2 separate regions of the Homo sapiens genome follow, and region 1 is linked to region 2. A link is an interaction called in ENCODE POLR2A ChIA-PET data of the cell type or tissue named here. Cell type or tissue: PC-9. All regions are shown on one strand. Links, peaks and the distances in the headings refer to the core of each region. The heading gives the core; the rest is flanking DNA.

What was found. Peaks named below come from ENCODE experiments on the same cell type or tissue, not always from the same donor. Only the 100,000 strongest peaks of a DNase experiment are listed, where the experiment ranks them.
Region 1: POLR2A ChIA-PET joins it to region 2 with 14 read pairs; 4 of 35 experiments call an interaction of 5 or more read pairs at or near these places.

What each region holds. Positions count from the first base shown.
Region 1 is chr14:75,282,880-75,285,791 of GRCh38, forward strand. No RefSeq gene overlaps it. Among named protein-coding and RNA genes, the nearest start is that of FOS, 5.5 kb to the left of the region's middle. In PC-9, for the core only: CTCF peaks have their summits at 958 and 1,160; DNase peaks (open chromatin) are centred at 535, 882 and 1,262; H3K27ac peaks cover 1,120 bases.
Region 2 is chr14:75,457,655-75,460,566 of GRCh38, forward strand. The region is part of intron 2 of JDP2 (Jun dimerization protein 2); the gene reads left to right. Among named protein-coding and RNA genes, the nearest start is that of JDP2, 31 kb to the left of the region's middle. RefSeq lists an enhancer at 1,236-1,784. In PC-9, for the core only: no CTCF peak of the experiment used is centred there; a DNase peak (open chromatin) is centred at 1,617; H3K4me3 peaks cover 423 bases; H3K27ac peaks cover 2,500 bases.

The sequences.
Region 1 (2,912 bases), core at 154-2,653, 170 kb before region 2:
GACCAACATGGAGAAACCCCGTCTTTACTAAAAATACAAAATTAGCCTGGTGTGGTGGTGCATGCCTGTAATCCTAGCTACTTGAGAGGCTGAGACAGGAAAATCACTTGAACTCGGGAGGCGGATGTTGCAGCGAACTGAGATTGCGCCATTGCACTCCAGCCTGGGCAACAAGATTGAAACTCTGTTTAAAAAAAAAAGTTTTCACTAATGTGTACATTTTTTTGTACTCTTTTATTCTCGAAAGGGAAGGAGGGCTATTGCCCTATCCCTTATTAATAAATGCATTGTGGTTTCTGGTTTCTCTAATACCATATGCCCTTCATTCAGTTTATAGTGGGCGGAAGTGGGGGAGAAAAAGTTGCTCAGAAATCAAAAGATATCTCAAACAGCACAAATAATGGCTGATCGTTCTGCAAACAAAAAGTTACATAATAGCTCAAGAAGGAGAAGTCAACATGACTCTGAACAAGCTTTAACTTAGAAACTTTATCATCTTAAGGAAGAACGTGACCTTTGTCCGGGACGTCTCTGGTAATGGGGCACTTACACACACATGCACACGTACAAACCACAGGGAAAGGAGACCGCCCTTCTGCCTCTGCTCGCGAGTATCATGCAGGCACCATGCACTATGTTTTCACACACACTGGGTGGAAGAAGAGCTTCAGCGCCAGTCTTCTAATGCTTTGGTGATAATGAAAATCACTGGGTGCTTATGGGGTGTCATATTCAACCGAGTTAAAAGTTTTAATTCAAAATGACAGTTTTACTGAGGTTGATGTTCTCGTCTATGATATCTCTGCCCCTCCCATAAAAATGGACATTTAAAAGCAACTTACCGCTCTTTAGATCACTCCTATATCACACACCACTTGGGGTGCTGTTTCTGCTAGACTTGTGATGACAGTGGCCTTAGGATCCCTGTTTGCTGTTCAAAGGGCAAATATTTTATAGCCTTTAAATATACCTAAACTAAATACAGAATTAATATAACTAACAAACACCTGGTCTGAAATAACAAGGTGATCTACCCTGTAAGGAACCCAGCTGGTGGGCCAGGAGCGGTGGCTCACACCTGTAATTCCAGCACTTTGGGAGGCTGAGACAGGAGGATCACTGGAGTCCAGGAGTTTGAGACCAGCCTGGGCAACATGGCAAAACCCAGTGTGCTTCTGTTGTCCCAGCTACACTACTCAGGAGGCTGAGGCAGGAGTATGACTTGAGCCTGGGAGGGGGAGGTTGCAGAGAACTGATATTGCACCACCACTGCACTCCAGCCTGGGTGACACAGCAAAACCCTATCTCAAAAAAAAAAAAAAAAAAAAAAAGGAACCCAGCTGGTTCCTGTAGGTGTGCAATAATAACAACCAGAGGAAGAAAAGGAAGACGATTTCCCAGATGAAGAAGGGCAGCTGGACCTTCGGACATTGACCTGCTCCTGGGGACCTCAATCATGGTCCCTGTCAGCCCCATGCTTACTCTAGAGGGTGAGCATTGCTTTCCCTTTGACAGCCCTGGCCAAGGCCCAGACACAGACCCTTGCTCTAGCTTATTGCACAGCCCAGTGGAGACCAGGCTGCTACATCAAGATGGCGTTAAAGGTCCAGAAAGAGGAAATCAGAGACCATCGGATCCCCAGGGTTGACATCCCACCAAGCTTCCTGCTGACCACTTTCATGGGCTTGAGAGAAGAAATTCCTTCCTCCTTTCTCCAGCTAAATGGCTCCTTCCAAATCCCTTTTACTCACTCAGGACTGGACAACTCTCAGGGATTATTAACTCTGGGAAATTTTTTGTTTTTGTTTTTTGTTTATTTTTTTTGTTTTTTAGGCAGGGTCTCGCTCTGCTGCCATCTCGGCTCACTTCAACCTCCGCCTCCCGGCTTCAAGTGATTCTCCTGCCTCAGCCTCCTGAGTAGCTGGAATTACAGGCAACTGCCACCACTCCTGGCTAATTTTTGTATTTTTAGTAGAGACAGGGTTTCACCATGTTGGCCAGGCTGGCCTCGAACTCCTGACCTCAAGTGATCCCCCCAACCTTGGTCCCCAAAGTGCTGGGATTACAGATGTGAGCCACCATACCTGGCCTTCAACTTTCTTTTGAAAAAGACTTTGTCGGATTCCTACCCACAAGCTATGGCCTCATGCTAATCTCAATAAAACAACTACCTGCCAGGCGCGGTGGCTCACACCTGTAATCCCAACACTTTGGGAGGCCAAGGTGGGTGGATCGCCTGAGGTCAGGAGTTCGAAACCAGCCTGGCCAACATAGTGAAACCCCGTCTTTACTAAAAATACAAAAAAATTAGCTGGGTGTGGTGGCGGGCACCTGTAATCCCAGCTACTCGGGAGGCTGAGGTAGGAGAATGGCATGAACCTGGGAGGCGGAGCTTGCAGTGAGCTGAGATCATGCCATTGCACTCCAGCCTGGGTGACAAGCGTGAAACTCTGTCTCAAAAAAACAAAAAACAAACAAAAAAGAAAACAACTACCAGAGGGCACCACTATTCAACATTGCTAAAGACATATACATATAATTGAAGGGGATAGAGGCAGAAGTCATTTCCTCATGGGGATTATGTCCAGTTTAGCTCACCAGGATCCCCAGAACTGGCTCAGTGCCTGGCACATGGTACAAGGTTAATTAATATTTTGCCCAGTGGATGAATAAATTCTGTGCTATTTCCATACACAGAAATATATTCCACACATATTCTTTAACTTCTCCTCTCCTGGTCCCTGTTAGTATATTAAGCAATGGGAATTTTACATCTTTTATGTCTGGCTGCAAAAATATACCCCATTCCCATCCTTGCCTCCTGGAATTCCTTCACTGTCTTCCTGGATGACCTCTGCCAATTCAACTTCAAAGCTGCCATTGGGCTTCTGGCTCCAAATTAATTTTCAATG
Region 2 (2,912 bases), core at 238-2,737:
GTGGTGGCTGTGGAACTGGGGGCTCTAGGCCTCAGCACACACCCTAAGTTTTTTCCTGGCCTGCTTAGGGCTCATGCAGACTTGCCATAGCTGTCAGGGGCCTGTGCCCCCAAATCTAAACTCTGCCTTCAGCCAGTGTGCTTCTAGGGAAGGCAGGCTCCCAGCTTTGCTGGCCTACTACAAACAGAGAGAAGAGGCCACCCCGGCAGAGAAAGCTCCCGTGAGCGCTGGGGAAAAGGCCATGCAGATGCAAACGGGTGATAAGTCACTTTGTAATGAAAGAATCTAAGCCTGTAGCATCTCTCTCTGGAATCCTGAATTCCATTCATTCATCTGAGTGACATTTGTTGAGCCCCTCCTGAGTGCCACACTCTGTACCAGGTGCCGGGAATGCTCAGGTCCGGTTCTTCAGGCTAGCAGGGAAAACAGGCACCCACACAAACCGACGCTTGTGGTAGGATGCGATGGAGACTCCTACAGTGCTGTAGCAGCACCAAAAAAGCAGCGGATTCTTTTTCTTTTTTAACTTTTAAGTTCAGGGGTATGTGTGCAGATTTGTTATATAGGTAAATTCATGTCACGAGGGTTTGTTGTACAGATTATTTCATCACCCAGGTTCTAAGCCTAGTAGCCAATAATTATTTTTTCTGATCCTCTCCCTCCTCCTACCCTCCACCCTCAAGTAGGCCCCAGTGTGTGTTGTTCCTCTCTGTGTGTCCGTGTGTTCTCATCATTTAGCTCCCACTTATTAGTGAGAACATGCCGTATTTGGTTTTCTGTTGCTGTGGTAGTTTGCTAAGGATAATAACCTGAGCTCCATCTATGTTCCCGCAAAGGACATGATCCTGTTCCTTTTTATGGCTGCATAATATTCTATTGTGTAATATGTACCACATTTTCTTTATCCAGTCTATCATTGAGCATTCAGGTTGATTCTGTGTCTTTGCTATTGTGAACAGTGCTGCAATGAAAATACACATGCCTGTGTCTTTATGGTAGAATGATTTATATTCCTTGGGGTATATACTCAGGAATGAGATTGCTGGATTGAATAGTATTTCTGTTTTTAGCTAAAAGCAGCTGATTCTATCTGGGGAGTCAAAGGACCCTTCCTGGAGGAGGTGATGTTTACTCTCGAGGTTCAGTTAAGAGTTTACCAAGTGGGAAAGGAAGGATATCTCACTCAAGGCTGAGAGGGCCTGGCTGGCTTGGAGAAGGGTGAGACATTTGGACTAGAGGGTGATGCAGGAGGGGATGAACGTGGCTGGAGAGGGGAGGAGGAGCGGCCCCTGACCTGGGCCTCAGCCTGGCCCAGTTGATCTCTTAAACTTTCTTCCAGCTCTGAATCTTTTTGCATTGCTGCTAAAGCAGCTTCTGTCTGCTTCTGACTTTCTGTGGAATAAGGCCCTGTGCAGGATGGGGGTAGGGATTGAAGCCTTGGAGGGCAGAGGTTGGTTGCTCAGGGGAGGACACAAGGCCTTGCAGTACCCAGGCTGCACACATCACCTTGGCAGTTTGTGGGCAAACCCTCCTGGCCGAAGGGAGATTGCACCGCCAGCCACTTCCTCCAGTTCCTTCCCTCTGCCTGTCGTCACGGTTACCTTGGCCTTGTTGGGGGTGAGGTTAAGGTTGGGCGGAATCAATTTCAGCCAGGTTTCTATTTTCCCAGATGCAGGTCAGCCAGAGGAGCTGTCACTTCTGGTTCAGTTTCAAAGAAGGCCAAGGGACTGGGAGGTGCTTGGGTGTGGCGGTGTTGACGAGGCGCCTCTGCAGCTGACTCCCAGGTGGGGTGGGAGTGGGGCAGGGAGAAGCTCAGAGGTGGTGAGGAGGCAGAAAGGGGGCTGCCCTGCCAAGGCCTGTGCCGATGGCCATGGTGCTGGTCTCGGGCCCAGGCGCTCTGTCCTGAGCCCCCAGAGCATGCTGGGAGTGTGCAGAGAGAGGCTGTTTATTTTCCTGGCCTATAGCCCTTTGGGCTGAGACCTTGTTCCAGGCCTTGGGCTGCCAGAGTCACCCCCCACACCCTCCTCCCTGGCTGGAGAAGTGAGAGAGTTGGCAAGCCCAGGACAATCCAACGGCTTCTCTAATGGCCTATGACTCTGGTCTGTCCCCAGCCCAGCTGGTCCTGGGTGTCCTTCAGATTTTCCTGGTAGATCACCTACCAGGTAGGTAGGCAAGAGGCAGCAAGAGGTGCCACATCAAAGTGCTCCTGATGGACTGGGGCTGTAAGGGCTGGTGGTCAGGAGCAGGGTGCTTGAAACCAGAGAAATCTGAGTTTGAATCCTAATCTGCTATTTTGTAGTTGTATGGCCTTGGGCAAATTGAACTATTGAGCCTCAGTCTCACCATCTGTAAAATGGTACAGTAATAGTAACTTCCTCATAAGACTTTGATGGTGAGGATTAAATGACATGTGTTTAAAGCATTTATCAAAGTAGGCAACAAATGGCACCTCTTGTTATTATTACTAATGGAGCAATAACAACAGCAACTTTGATTCGAAGTCTGTGCTAGTGGGCAGTGAGTCTCCTTCTCCCCCATTCCAGGGGTCGTATTTCACGCATGGTGAGTTTATTAACATGTCCTGAGGGAGAAGCAAGCCCGGAGGCTCAGGAGGCCCCTTGCTTGTTCCCCAGGGTCCTTCAGCTCTCCCACAGGTGGGCATCCTGGGGGAAAGGATTAAAGCCAGATGAGGAGGCTGGGGAGACTGTTAGTGACAAGAGGAAATGGATCCCAGCATTTGGAAAGGGCCAAGAAAGGAACATTGGGTATGGAGGAGCGGGGAAGATCTTAAATCCCAACAGAAGGTAAGAGGAGAGGACAAAGATAGTCAAGGAGGTGGGAAGGTGGCAGTGGAATGTGGAACCTGTGTCCATGCCCAAGACGTTTTTAAAGGAAGTGCCTGGGAACCACTG